2 separate regions of the Homo sapiens genome follow, and region 1 is linked to region 2. The links are chromatin loops, found by intact Hi-C in ENCODE. Cell type or tissue: Calu3. All regions are shown on one strand.

Region 1 (8,000 bases), 270 kb before region 2:
TGTAGGAATTAAACATACAAATATGAAGACTGTCAAACAAGATATTCCTAGATAAAACTAGAGGGGTTCAGTCCTACTTTTCCTTTCTTCTCTGCTACTTATTTCATAAGTCCTTTCTCATGTCAAAAGAGTCTAGCAACTCTGGCTGCCTTAATTGCAAGAAATACACTAATAAATAAGTCACATTAGGAAATTAGAAGCTTAATATTTTACTCCTAAGCATTATTATTGTAAAAGAAGTTGCTTATAAATGACTTCATAATGCAAAGAAATGTTTCTAGGAGTTAAGAGTTCCCAACCCAAACTTTCAGGTGACACTGTCACTGTTGCAGTTGTGGACATGTCCACTAAGAGTGTGATCACAGTGTTCCAACCACTCTGAATAGCACTTTATCCATATTAACTCATTGACCTAAATCATCACTATAACCCAATAAAATATAATTTTATACATGTAGAAGCTGAGACTGAAATTACTAGTCAGAGGTCCCTCCAGTGGTACATGGCAGATATGGGTTTCCAATCCAGGTCTTTGTGATCCAAGGGTCTGTGCCCTTTCCACTGCACACACTCCATGCCACAGCACTATTCAGGGCACACTGTTCCCTCTATATGCTAGTTTGTGATCCCGGGTGAAAATTCTAGGACATAAACATGGCCCAGTAAGAAGAGCAGCAGTTCAGATAAGAAATGTTTTTGCAAAAAGAGACAATAAACAAGAAAACGTTCTCTCCACTGTCCATGGGCATTGGAAGAAATAACTTTGGAGAAAGCACAATTACATGGTTAAAAATGTTGGAAATAGAAATTGCTCTGCCATAAAGACTCATGCACGTGTATGTTCATCATAGCACTATTCACAATCACAAAGACATGGAATCAACCTAGATGCCTATCAACAGTGGACTGGCTAAAGGAAATGTGGTACATATACATCACAGAATACTGTGCAGCCAGAAAAAGAATGAGATCATGTCCTTTGCAACAACGTGAATGGAGCTGGAGGCCATTATCCTAAGCAACTTAACACAGGAACAGAAAACCAAATACTGCATACTGTCACTTATAAGTGGAAGCTGAACATTGAGTACACATGGACACAAAGAAGGGAACAGCAGACATCAGGGCCTCCTTGAGGGTGGAGAGTGGGAGTTACCTCTTGAGTGTTACACTGGTTACTTGGGTGACAAAATTGTCTGTACACCAAACCCCTGCAACACACAATTTACCCATGTAACAAACCTGCACATGTACCCCTTGAACCTAAACTAAAAGTTGGAAAGTTTAAAAAAAGAAAAAAAAATGTTGGAAAGCATTCCACATGCTTGTACATTCATGCTAGTTGCCTTGGCTTGGCTTATGTGGATATGCAAATTGGGTCTGTCCATCTCCCCAAAAAGACCTAGTCTGCCCTGCAAGACTGATTTTTACCTGGGAAAGCAACAGAAAAAAGATGGCATTTCAACTATGTCTAGAAGAAAGAAGAATTGTTAGGCAAAGTAAAGGGTCATAGTCACTTCTGTGATTTAAGTTCATCTACAGTCACAGGCTAAAGGAGGCTTGAAAGAATCAAGATGAGATTAAAGTATCATCAGGAGAGGCCAGCTGATTTCCACAGAAGGCTTGAGGTTGTACCATTTACCTGTATAAATTTACCCCAGACTTAATGTAACCCCTAACTCTGCAAGCTTTCCAGAAGGAAGAATAATATCACAACAGCTTTCCAAAAGAGGAACCCTGGGAAGGGAGATGGAACATTTGGAACATTTGAGAAATCTGGAAGGCCGTGGAGAGAAAAAACTTTGGCATGGGTTTTTAAAGGAGAAATTTTATAAAAGGTTTGGAAAGAAGTATATAAAGTCCAAATAAAAATAGTTTGGACAGAGATAATGAAGTTTAAGGGACGAAAGAACTTAACACATACTGCACACTGACATATTGGCCAAATCTAATGTAATGTTAGCATTATGCTAAAATGGCATGTTCCTGCCACTTTCAGTTCAGCCCTCACAACTCAGTCCAAAGAGACACACACCACTACACGCAGGACTTCCCATTCACTGAATAATATTCCATTGTCTGGATGTACCATCATTTATTCAGTCTCTCACCTACTGAGGAACACCTTGGTTGCTTCCAAGTTTTGGCCATTATGAGTAAAGCTGCTATAAATATACATGTGCAGATTTTTGTGTGAACATAAGTTTTCAACTCCTTTGAGTAAATATCAGGGAGCACAATTGCTGGATCATACAGTCAGGGTATGTTTAGCTTCTTTAAAAACTGCCAAACTGTCTTCCAAAGTGGCTGTTTCATTTTGCGTTCCCACCAGTAATGAACGAGTTCCTGTTGCTCCACGTTCTCAATAGCATTTGGTGTTGTCAGTGTCCTGGGTCTTGGCCACTCTAATAGATGTGCAGTAGTAACTCACTGTTGTTTTAATTTGCATTTCCCTGATGACATATGATGTGGATCATCTTTTCATGTGCTTATTTACCATCTGTACCTCTTTGTTGAGGTGTCTGTTCAGGTCTTTGGCCCATTTCTTAATTGGGTTTTTCATTTTCTTATTGGAAAGTTAAAAATATTCTTTGCATATTTTAGATAACACGTTTTTATCAGGTGCCTTTTGCAAATATGTTCTTCCAGTCTTTGGCTTATCATCTCATTCTCTCCACCGTGTGTTTCACAAAACAGAAATTCTTAGTTTTATGAAAATCCAGGTAATCAATTATTTCTTTAATGTACTGTGCCTTTGGTGTTGTACCTAAAAAGTCATTGCCATACTCAAGGTCATCTAGGTTTTCTCCTATGTCCTAAGAGTTTTACAGTTGTGCATGGTACATGTAGGTCTATCCATTTTAGGCTTTGTCAATACCTGTAGTTTAAAAAGCTGACTTCAAGAACTTGATGAGGCAGTAAAACTTACTTTATTAAATCTCAACTTTTGATTACATGTCTTTTCAATATTCTGTGTGATAAAATGAAGTGTACCTATAAAGCACTTCTGCTGCATTCCAAAGTATGAGAGTTACCTTCAGGAAAAAAAATGCATGCACTATTTTCATTGTCAAACTGAACCAGTAGTTTTTTCATGGAACAGCATTTTCACTTCAAAAACTGACTGACAGAGAAACCACGGTTATTCAGATTTGGGTATTTGGCAGACGCTGTCTAAAAAGTAAACACAGTAAGCCTGTCGCTTCAAGGATAACAACTGACAGTGCTCATTGCCAACGTAAAATTCAAACTTTCAAGCAGAAGTTGGGGTTTGGATAAACTATACACCACACTGAGCTTGACAATTTCCCAATTTTTCTGATTTTTCTGATGAGACTGATGGTGATAAGCAAATATGATATTTTAATACTGTACAATGAGATGTGTCAGCGTTTGGAAGATTAGCATAAGTCAGTCAACCAATGTTTTTCAAATGACCAATGTGTGTTATAACAAGTTACAAACTCATTCATGTATAAAAGAGGCATTCAAAGGACAAGACAGACAAATGGATTTTAATGTGACAGAATAGGAAAAGCATTGATATGATTTTAGATTCCGCATTGCAACTAACCTTTAAGAAACCACCAATTGCTGAGTTTTGGTGTAGTATCAAAGGAGAACATCCAGAATTATCTGAAAAGACTATGAAAATATTCATCCCTTTTCCAACTACCTGTTTGTGAGGGCCAGAATTTCTTTCTATACTTAAAAGAAAAATAACATATTAAAAAAAGATTGAACGCTAAAGCAGATATGAAGATCTAACTATCTTCTACATTAAGACAAACATTAAGATCTGCAAAAATGTAAAACACCACTCTTAATAAATTCTGTCTTGGAAAAACATTTACCTCACATAAAAGTGAGTAATTTGCGTGTATTAGGCCGTTCTTGCATTGCTATAAAGAAATACCTGAGATTGCATAATTTATAAAGAAAGAGTTTTAATTGGCTCATGGTTCTGCAGGATATAGAGGAAGCATAACACAAGCATCTGCTTCTGGGAAAACCTCAGGAAGCTTCCAATCATGGCAGAAGGTGAAGCGGGAGGAGGAGCAGGAGCAAGAGAGAGAGAATGAGGAGGTACCACACACTTTTAAACAACCAGATCTTGTGAGAACTATCACCAGGACAGCACCAAGAGGATGGTACTAAACCACTCATGAGAAACTGCCCCCATGATTTAAATATCCCCCAACAGGCCCCACCTCCAACAATGGGGATTACAATTCAACATAAAATTTGGGTGGGGACACAGACCTAGACCATATCACTGTGTTAACATGAAGTGAGTTTTGGCATTATTTTAAAATGAAGTGACTATTTTTGTAATATCTCAGTTTTAGTTTCCAATACAGTAAATATTAGTAGATATAACTCACATAAACAGAAGCTCCATAGCTGGGCTGTCCACATGGTGGTGACTAGTCACATGTGGCCCCTGAACCCTTGAAATATGATTAGTCTGAATTGAGATATACTCTAAGTATAAAATATATATTGGATTTTAAAGACAGTATAAAAAAATGTAATATTGCTCGATTTTTATATTAGTTACATGTTAAAAATATTTTGGATTTATTGGGAAATATCAGCTTTACGTTTTTAAACTTACTGTAGCTACTAGAAACTTTTAAATTGCATATGTAGCTTGTATTTTTGATTTGCATTATATTTCTATTGGACAGTACTAGTCTATAAAGTCCTCAATTTTTAAGTGTGTAAAAAGGTCATGAGACTAATGGTTAAGGAACTGCTGCTCTATAGAGACACGAATCAGTTAAAAAAAAAATCCAAACCTATAAATCTAGACATTTAAGGGGCCCAACAAGACACAGAATTACCTCACAGGGAAAACCACCACCAATCACGAAGGACAGACTAGAGACTCACTCAAATATGAACAATGTAAGGTTCACCCAGCATTTGTGGGAATCCTGTACCATAAAAGCCAGAGGAGACTAACATAAATAAAAAGAAAAAATAAATAACCCTAAGGAAAGATCAATAAGGCAAACAGCAGAAGAAAACTTCAAAAAGACTTTTATACCCTCAGAGAAATGAACAAATATTGCACCCATACAATAGCTATGCTTAAAAGGAATAAAACAAAGTTCATAAAGCAACAAAGAGCTCTTAAAAATAAAACTTTTGATGGCAAAATTTAAAGTCAATAGAAAGTTAAGATAAACCTTAGAAAATGTTACAGAGAATACAACAAAAAGACAAAGAAAGGGAAAATAGGTGGCCAAAAAAAAGAAAATTAGAAGAGTGCTCCAGAAGGTCCAAAACGCAATAACAGAACCAGAAAGAGAACAACTGAAAAACTGTGTGTCTTGAGAATAGGCGAAGGATAAAGAAATAATGTTTCCCAAAACTGAAAATCTACAGATTGAAAGGCTCTAATAAATGCTCAAAGTGCACAGGACAATAAATGGTTTAAAAACCCACAGACATCATGAAATTTCAAAGAACTGGAGGCGGAAAATGCAGAGGCTTGGAGGTACAAGGCAGGTAAAAGGTGGCCTTCTCAACAATAATACTGAAAACTGAAAATAATAGCATACTGCCTTCAAAATTCTGAAAGAGAATGACTTCAACCTAGAATTTCAAACCTTTGTAATAAAGCATGAGTAAAGAATAGACATTTTCAGACATAAATGTCAAAAAAAATATATCTCCTGAGAATCCTTTCCCAGAAATTGACCAGACATGTCTGAAATATATTTAAAGAAATATCACTAAACAAACAAAATGAAACCATTATAAAACCAGGGAAAGAGAAAAAAAATACATGTACAAGTATCCTGTGTGACTCAGCTTTCAACAATATTTTATCATCATACTAATACAAAAACTGAATACTGATCTCACCAACATTTTTAATTAATGAAGCAGGATGCATAGGAAGAGAGAATGAGGGATGGGAACTGGGAAGAAAAAATAAAAAAGAACTAAACTATTATTTATCATAGATCACCTGAAAAGGTCTTAATATTAAAAATCAAGAAATATTCACTCAAGCATATTGCTGATAAATGAGAAGAAACACAAGTTGAAAGTGGTTGCTTCCAAAGAGTAGGGAGGGGTGGGTGGGGCATGGCATTGCTGATATTTGTTAAAAACCTTGTAATACATGCAGTTTTACATGTCTTACTTCAGTGAGTTTAAAATAAATTTAAAATATTTAAAATATCAATAAGAGGAATACACACTTAACTTTATAAATACATATTAACAAAATACAGATATATACATGCACAGACAATTGCAAAGAAAATTGGAAGTTGTAAATTTTTGTTGACAAAGCAAACCAATCTATGAAAAGCTAAGAAGATCAAAGAAATGTATTTGTAAATTTTGAGAATTTCCCATCCAATTTTTGTTCTAAACTAAACATAACTGGGAAGAAAAGACAGTCTCCTATCTAACGTTTCACCAGAGATCACAAACTGGGCACCCGCAGGCTGATGCAGTCCACCTACAGGTCTATACTCCTTGGGCTATATGGTTTGTTGTTGTTCCTGTTGCTTAAAAATCAGGCCAAACTGCAAAAGAACCAGGCTGCCATCTCATCTGGTAAAAGCAAAAGTCGGGCCACTGGTGGCCTGCATTCTACATCGAGGCAACAACCAGCTGCTGCTGAGCTGGGACATCCCAGTGTCTACAACATTTAGTATCTCACATCTCACACCAAATAGTGTGTATTTCTCTGCACATACTCCTATAAATAAGAAACAGAAGACAGATCAAGAAGATCTCATATTTCAAGAATAATCAATATGACATCTGTGTAGAAATGAAGGAAATTCTCACTGTCTAAAATGCAACAGATGCATATTTCACCAGTTACTTGTCTAACTCCTGAAATGATCTGAGTCTGAGACTCCTGGTTTAAAAGTCAATAGGCTTTGAACAGACTCAACCTTAACCATCAAAGATCCACTCAATTCATTTTTGCGATATCCTGCAAGCTTGCACATATATATAGATATAGATATAGATTTATATAGTTGTTGTTGTTCCTATACCCTACACAACTTTTAGATATGGGATGTACGCAAATGGATTTTTAAAAGTGGATCAGTATATTTTAAAATAATTGGAGACTTTGTCCGAATTAGTCCATACATGTATATAGTAAGAACATTAAGAATATGGGACTGCTTTCCCATTTTCTTCCTTTCGTTGTTTATATATATCTTACATATTATAATCTTACTGATGCTAAAAGTCTGCAAGTTATAAACCTTATAAAGGAGATGAGGAAGAACAGGAGAGGTCGTATAACTTTAAAACAGACTTTTTATATTAGTTTTATTTACATACCACGAGACAATCTCCAAATGACCTCTGCCTTCCAAAGTAACATTTTAACCAAAGTGACAGAGAATGGAATGCTACCTTAGAGTCGAAAGCGAGATAAAAGGTAGAAGTCCTAATCTGCTGCTGTACATAGCATTATTCATGACAAGGGTTTCCCCACTTTCTTAGACAGGGGTCAAAATGTCAGTTTTAACTATGTAGCAAATTTTAATAGGATGTTTCTAAGTAAGTACCATAGAGGGCTACAAGGATTTCTTCCTCTGTAGCACATTCGGAATGACACTAGCTGCTTCTCACCTGGTCCCAGGAGTAGTCTCCCAACCAATTTCCCTTCATCTCTGATACATTAGGACTCATGCTGAGCTAACCACTCCCCTAACAGGACTGAGATCAGAATAAGAATTTTGTTTTGTATTTACAAAACATCAAAGTATGAACAAGAAAACTCTCACTGACCTGGATATAGAATTATTCTGCCAAAAAAAAGTGCTACTCAATTCTCTGACCGCTGCTGGAGGGATGGTATGAGAGAAATGATTTCGAAAAGCAGGAAATGCAGTTTGGGAACAATCATTTTCAGTGTACATTGTAAAATGTCTTTGGAATCTTCAAAAATCTGAGTAAATTGTATCAAGCATATATCAACTGAATTTTATATACTAGAAATACTG
Region 2 (8,000 bases):
CTTGCATCTCTTACTTCCCTGATTCTTCCCTTGGGGTGGGCTGTCCACATGCACAGTGGTCTGCTAGTGCTTGGGAGGGGAGCCTGTGCAGTGTGTTTACTGGACTTGTACACATGCTCACTTGAGGCATTCTTCCCTTACTAGCTGAATCTTCCTAGAAGGTCATATACCAGTTAAACTCTGCCATTCTGCCTCTTAATGTGCACACTTGAGCCCACTCACCCAGCTCCTGAGATCTTATTAAGAAGCTGCCGATCACCAGTTTCAGGTTTCCTCTACTGGGAGACTGCCTTGCCCTGGCGCCAGCTATGACCAATTATTATTTTAGAGAGACAGTTAATAACCACCTGACCATCACCTGACAGTCACCTGACACTCCTGGTTGGGGGTGGGGAGGAGGAGCCCTCTCCTGCACTGCTGTTGCCTGACTAGCTACCTACTGTAACAGTATCATTCAGAATAGTTTTGCCATCCTAAAAAATCTCCTGGGCTTTACCTATCCAGCCCTTCCCCACTGGCTCCCTGCAACACTGGCAACCACTGATCTGCTTACCATATCTATAGTTTTACCTTTTCCAACATGTCATGTAAATTGAATCGTATAATACATAGCCTTTTTCAGGTTGGCTTCTTTCATTTAGAACTTGCATTTAAAATTCATCCATATTTTGCGTGACTTGCTAGCTCATTCCTTTTCATTACTCAATAATATTTAGTTGTATGGGTGTTCCACAGTTTGTTTATCAACGGACCTATTGAAGGACATCTTGGTTATTCTAGTTTTTGGCAATTATGAATAAAGCTGTCATAAACATTTGCATGCAGGTTTTTATGTGGACATATGTTTTCAAATCAGTTGGTAAATATCTGGGAGCACAATTGCTGTTTAGTATGGTAATAATCTATTTAGCTTTGTAAGAAACAACCAAACTATCTTCCCAAAGTGGCTGTAAATTTTGCATTTCCACCAGCAATGGATGAGAGTTCTTGTTGCTCTGCATCCTCACCAGTAGTTGGAATTGTTAGTTTGTTTGGATTCTAGTCATTTAGCCATAGGTATGTACTGGTGTTGCTTTCTTGTTTTAATTTGCATTTCCCTAATGATAAATGATGTTGAACATCTTTTTTATATGCTTATTGGCCATCTGTATATCTTCTGTAGTGGAGTATCTGTTTCAGATCTTTCGCCCATTTGTTAAGTGGGTTGTTTGCTTTCTTAATGTTGAGTTTTAAGAGGTTTTCGTGTATTTTAGATACAAGTCCTTTATCAGACATATGTTTTACAAAATATTTTTCTCCCAGTCTGTAGCTTTTTTTTGTTTCATTCTGTTCACATTGCTTTCACAGAGCAGAATTTTAACATTTTCACAAAATCCAAAATGAAGAAGAAAGGAGAAGAATATCACTGTAGCTCTAGAGGTAGAACTGGAATCCAAGATTTTTTCTTCAGAAGAAGGAACATAAGAGGCATGGGCAGATTTTATTATATACTGAAATCACCATCACCCTCAGCATCAACCTAAACTTTCCTCTTAAAATGACATTCTTCTCATAGTCACATCTGTCGTAGGGCATTTGTGATATGTACTATTCTCATCATTGTTAATTTCTAATTTTTAAAAAAATTGCAGTGTTAATTCTCTTCTTGATTCAATAAATGAGAGCAGGAACTATATACTTTTGCCTTTTTGTAATTGTATTGATGCATGATCTTTTTATTTTTTAGTAGGTGTTTTATTAGTATTGAAAATAAAGGTGTATTTTATGATTATGTGTATAAACTGATTTATATTTTTTATTGGCCTGTCAAAAAGAGAAAGAGGTATGTTAAAATGTCCCATTGATATTGTACTTCTGTCCATTTCTCCTAATTTATAGCAGATTTCACTTTTTGTATTTTGATATAATGTTATCTGATGAATAAAAATTCATGACAGTTTTATATTCATTGTGAAATATCCTTTCTGACAGGATATCTTTATCTCATTTAATATTTCTACTTTAATTTCTATATTTGTTGTTAGTAATGGAATTCTTTCTTATTGTCTTTGCCTGATATGTTTGCCCACGTTTTAATTTTTTAATGTATTTTTTATTTAGTAATTTCATAGTAGGTGGGTGTTTGGAAAATGTCACGTAGGTGGATTTCCCTTCTCTTATACAATCTAAAGATACTCTCTTTTAATGAAGGGGATTCCCCCAATTGCATTTATATTCATGAACATATTTGATCATTATTTCACCACCTTTTCTAAAATTTCTCCTTATGTTTCCTTCCTCCCTCCCTCCCCCTCCCTCCCTTCCTTCCTTTTTTCCTTCCTTCCTTTTTAATGCCTTTTATTATATGACTATATGATTTTTACTTTTACCTTCTCCAATATTTTTGAAGGAATCTATCATTATTTTAAATCTTTTTTTTTTTTTTTTTTTTTGTGAGACAGAGTCTCACTCTGTCGCCCAGGCTGAAGTGCAGTGATACCATCTCGGCTCACTGCAAGCTCCGCCTCCTGGGTTCACGCCATTCTCCGGCCTCAGCCTCCCGAGTAGCTGGGGTGGCCGCCCGCCACCACGCCCGGCTAATGTTTTGTAGTTTTAGTAGAGACGGGGGTTTCACCGTGTTAGCCAGGATGGTCTCGATCTCCTGACCTCGTGATCCACCCGCCTCGGCCTCCCAAAGTGCTGGGATTGCAGGCGTGAGCCACTGCGCCTGGTCTATTTTAAATCTATTAATTGTTACTTTAGTTTAGAAATCTTCTCCAACCCAGAGATGGCCAGTGTGTAATGTCATTCTCTCCTTTTCCAGTGAAGACCGTATAAATGAATCAGAGCAGTTTCCCATTGAGCCTGATATGACCCCAGCAAAGCCCTAGGGCAGTCATTGCCAATTAAGAAGGGTTGGAACACAAGCTGAAATCTACTTCCCATTCTTACTTTTTTCTATTTATTGAGTTAAGCCAGTTGATCCCAAATGTTGCTGCACATTGGAAGTGGCAGAGGAGCTTTCGGGCACCCCATACCAATTAAACGAAACCATCGGAGGGTGAAAGCCAGGCATCAGTGGTTCATAAAGATCCCCAGCTGATTCCAATGCACAACATTTGACAACTATTGAGTTTAAGAACAATTTTAGATTGTTCTTAAACTCAGTATTTTAAGACTTACCCTGCCACCTCTCTGTCATCACTCATGTAATCAAAACGAAAGTGAACTTTTTTGCTCTCCCTCTCCCTTTTCTTCTTTCCCTTCTATCTTCCCACCCGCTCTTCTTTTTTCCTTCCAACCATTATATATCTTCTAATTTAAAAATGAGTTTTGAAATTGGCATCCACTTTTATAATAACATTTACAAAAATTAATTTGGATATCTCTCAATTCTAAATGGTTGAATGTTTGCAGCCAGATGGTTTATACAATTATCTTCATATTTCGAAACTTTGAAAATTTTGTTTTTTCTCTCAGGCATTTCAATTACAGCTTCAAATAATTTTTTCTAAGAAGTTCACATGAATGATACATTGCATATTTGTGAGTAATTTCTTCTGTTGCCTTCACACACAAAATTTGGCTACGTACAAAATTCTTACATGATAATTGTTTCTTTTTTTTTTTTTTTTTTTTTTTTTGACGGAGTTTCACTCTGTCGCCCAGGCTGGAGTGCAATAGCACAATCTTGGCTCACTGCAACCTCTGCCCCCCCCGGGTTCAAGTGATTCTCCTGCCTCAGCCTCCCGAGTAGCTGGGATTCTAGGCATGTGCCACCACGCCCGGCTAATTTTGTATTTTTAGTAGAGACGGGGTTTCTCCATGTTGGTCAGGCTGCTCTTGAGCTCCCGACCTCAGGTGATCCACCTGCCTTGGCCTCCCAAAGTGCTGGGATTACAGGCGTGAGCCACCATGCCCGGCCATTGTTTATTTTTAAAATTCTATAGACATTAGTCCACTGTCTTCTGGTATGTCAAGTTGCAGAAAAGGTATTTGAGGTCAGTCTTATTTGCATTCCTTTCAATCTATTCATTTATTTTGCCAAGAGGCTCATAAATCCCCTTCATTCTTTTAAGTTTTCAAGTTTGGCCAGGATGTACTTTCATTTGGGTCTTTCAAAATTCATTTTGCTTCGAGGTAGTGGGTGCTTTCAATCAGTAAGTACAGATCTTTTTTTTCAGCTCAGAAATGTTTTTCTCGTCTTCGCTTTGGTTTCTCTTCTATTTATACTGATCTAAGAACACCAGTGATCTGTGTTTGCTCTCCATCACATATCTTCCATATCTATCCTCTGTTTGCCATTTAAATCTCTTTGATTTTGCTTCTGCAATCCAGGAACACTTTTCAAGTTTAACTTTCATATGACTAATTCGAAGTTTCACAGCATCATTCAGATTTTTTCTAACACTCATGTAAATTACATTTTTCCATTGCATTTTATACCCAAGGCTTTTTTATGTTTTTGTTTGTTTCTTTGTTCCATTTTTAGGGCACCCTGTTCTTGTTTCATGTATACAAATCTTTTATATTTTGAAAGATACTAATTACAGTTTACTTTGTAATGTTTTCTTTTCCCTGCACATTGCCTTTTTCATCCAGGTTCCTTTTTTCTCTTGTTTTCTCCTCCCCCGCTCCCCACCATACTACCTGCTTTTCTTGGATTTATGGAAAACCTTGATTGTTTGCTTATGTTAAAGAGCAGAGGGCTAAACAGCTGCCTGAAACTCTGAGTGCCTAGATGCAGACTGTCCTCTGTGAATCACTGAAGAGTGCTTACCATTCCCATTGTCAATACAGTGATCGCTTAGTATAAGCAGGGATTGGTCCAAAACTCCTGTGGAACCAAAATCCACAGATGCTCAAGTCCTCTGTATAAAATGGAGTGTAGTATTTGCATATAACCTGTGCACACCCTCCTGTTTAACTCATCTTTACATTACTTATAATACCTAATACAATGTAAATGCTATGCAAATATTTGTTATATTTTATTGGGTTTTTTTATGTGCACCATTTTTTTTCCTGAATATTTGCAATCTGCAGTTCGTTGAATCTGTGGATGAGGAACCACAAAAAAGGAGAGCCAACTATATGTTGGGGGCTTTCAGCACCATGGGCTGATCATGTCCCCTAGAGAAGACTCATCCATCTCTTTCATGAGAAATAAAGTTCCATTCTGGGAGCCAATGGAAGAAGAAACTAGTGCTCAGCAGTCAGTATGCAAACAGATACTTAATCTTCCTATTTTTGGTACAAAACCTGAGAGTTCTCCATTGTTGTCTTTAAGCTGAGAGTTTCTATTTTACCCTGTCTATAATATAAACCTCCAGGCTTCTGCTGGGGATAAGAGATGGCATCCAGTGGCAATCTAAGGGAGAGGGAAGGCACAGAGATCTAGTTTCTTCCTAATTTTCTCAATCCTCCTAATCTTTTGTCCTGCACTCTTTCATCCTGGCTTCTAGAAGGACTAGTGCTGCTAATTTCTGAGTCTCTGGAGGGGGACTGCAGTGTAAATTGGGTTAGTTCTCAGCTTTCCCTACCTACAGTTGAGGATTCCGCTTTCTCAGATCTGTTAAGTCTGTTTCCATATGTCTGTCTGTTTTATGGCATCAAAATTTTGCCACTTTTTCTTTTCTTCCGTTTTCTGTACCTATGTGGGCTGCTATATGAAAACAAGACCAAACAAAATCTCTCTATTATAGTGTTATAAGGGTTTGCCGAGGGAGCAAAATTAGATGTGTTTGTTCAAAGCTCCATCTTTACCTGGAAGTCCCATTTAGATCTTTTTAGATCTTTGGGGCTCCTTGTTAATTTCACTAATCTAAATTATAATTTCACCTTTAATCTGAGCTATCTTTCTCCTTAAGCTCCTAATTTCTAGTGGCCTGTCTTTTGGCATTCTTTCAAGGATTCCCAATGGTTTCTTGATAATATCTTCTTAATCGTGTCATAGATCATTTTCAGAGATGAACTCCTTTGAGCCAAATATTCCCATTTCTTTATGCTATAATGTTTTCACCAGCCTCATTTGTGTTTCTAGTATCTTTACCGATGCTAGAACATGGATAAATATATCCAGACTTCATGTTTATCAAGACAGGGTGAGTGAATTACTCTCTTTGCCTAGCTGTTTGATGGTTGAACTCCCTTCTCAGATCTTGAGCTGGAGGGAAGGTTGACACAAATATCTTCTAGTCTAATTTTCTGTCCCTATCAGAGTTTTTAGGGTGTCACTGCTCTATCAGGGTGTCATTTCCTCCATCACCTACTGCCTGGTTATTTGGTATTCAAGTCGGCTTACTGCTTGAAAAACAAGAGATTGTGCTGCTGCAATGATTGTTATCTGCCTATTTCTTCCCATAGACTTTACCTATGAGGATTTTAAGATCTTCCTCTCCCAGCTTATCTATGCTGCTGCCTCTTCTCCCTCCTCCTGTCCAGTCTATCTCACAAATGCAGTTGTTTACAGGGGTTTTCATTCTCAACATGGATGTAGAAGGATAAGATGGGAAGGAGGGCCAAGGCCAACAGGACTCTGCTTATTTCATAGAATAACATCATATAGTAAAGGTGGAAAAAATACTTAGCTTTTCTAATTGGGCCATAAAAACATCTTTCTTTTTAAAAAATCATCTCTATGAAACCTGAGTAGATGTTTCTCATCCAGATCTATTTCCTTATAATGCACATCAAATTTTTTTTCAATTCTGGCATGAGTTTTCTTGCCCATCTTAGTTTTGGAGCAGAAATCTGAGCTTTTAGTTTTTCTGTGGCTTCATGAAACACTTGCCCTACTTCCCAACTCAGCATATAGGCTTAGTTCAGAAGCTCGTCCCCTCCTGGTCACAAGATGATGACACCTTTCAGGGTATGTCTTCTTATAACCATATCCGAAGGTAGGAAAGGCAGCTTCTCCCTCAGTGTGTCTTTTTATCAGAGGGGAAAATCTTAACCAGGAGCTTCCCAGCATCCTTCTTTTGGGGTTCCATTGGCCATGATTAAGCCATATGTCCAGGGGAGTCTGCAAGAGCCATTATCTAGCATTTTCAGTGTGTGTGCACATGATGGTGGAGGGGGTTATTTGCAGTAAGGGTGAAGGTGACAAGGAATGGCTGTTACATAAGCAACAAACAGTCCTTGCTACCAGCCTATGAAAATCATTGCATTCTACATAAGTATGTTGTAGTTGCTGACTAGAACAAATCAAAGTCATCTTTATGTGAGAAAGATTTGTGTCATTTCCATACCTGGTATAGCCCTCCTCCTTCGTGAGCAAGATCAACATAGACATTGTCAATCACATAAAAAATTCATTTTGTTTCCAGTTTTATTCAGGCTTCTGAGAAGCTCTGAGACAAATTTATGATCCATCACTGGTAAGTAAGCATTATTTCTCATGGTCTACATTTTCTAAACTTCCAGCTTCATTGAACTTCCCCACCCTTAATTTTCCCTAAACTCTTCTCATGTAATCTTATTTTATTTCATTTTGACCCACTGTATATATTTTCAAGAGTATTCTTACATCTTAAGTCCTTTTGGAACAAGGCCAAGTCTAAATAATAATTTATTAACTACTGATGTTTTTATAACCTGGTATTAAATTATACTCGAGAATTGGGACTGTGTTTTGCTGATCTTTATGTATCCTATGTTTCCTTGTCTATAGTAGCACCCAATAAATGTTCATGGAATTGAATTGATTCATCCCCAGGGCTACTCGAGTCCACCAATCCTCTAAATGTGGTCTTCCTTTAATTTTCTAGGGGATTTTAGGATTACAGGCATCAACCAGTTGATCTTGTATGCACAGACAGATAACTGGAAAACAGTCCTTTCCATGCATGTGGTTCAACGTGTGAATTCTTGGACTGGCCTGAGATTGTTATATCAAACAAATGCTTACAAGTATTGATCTGATTTGACAGAATAGCAGCTCAGCCAAACCAGCACACAGCTGCCAGAGTCACACTGGGCCACAACAGCTGGAGACAGACATAGGAAACTAGAAATTATTC

The links. Peaks named below come from ENCODE experiments on the same cell type or tissue, not always from the same donor. Only the 100,000 strongest peaks of a DNase experiment are listed, where the experiment ranks them.
Region 1: it touches region 2 in a loop (2.4-fold over the local background); 3 of 110 quality-filtered maps call a loop at or near these places.

The regions. Positions count from the first base shown.
Region 1 is chr2:204,610,844-204,618,843 of GRCh38, reverse strand. The region is part of intron 1 of PARD3B (par-3 family cell polarity regulator beta); the gene reads right to left. Among named protein-coding and RNA genes, the nearest start is that of PARD3B, 69 kb to the right of the region's middle. In Calu3, no CTCF peak of the experiment used is centred here; no DNase peak of the experiment used is centred here.
Region 2 is chr2:204,336,246-204,344,245 of GRCh38, reverse strand. No RefSeq gene overlaps it. Among named protein-coding and RNA genes, the nearest start is that of PARD3B, 210 kb to the left of the region's middle. In Calu3, no CTCF peak of the experiment used is centred here; a DNase peak (open chromatin) is centred at 3,875.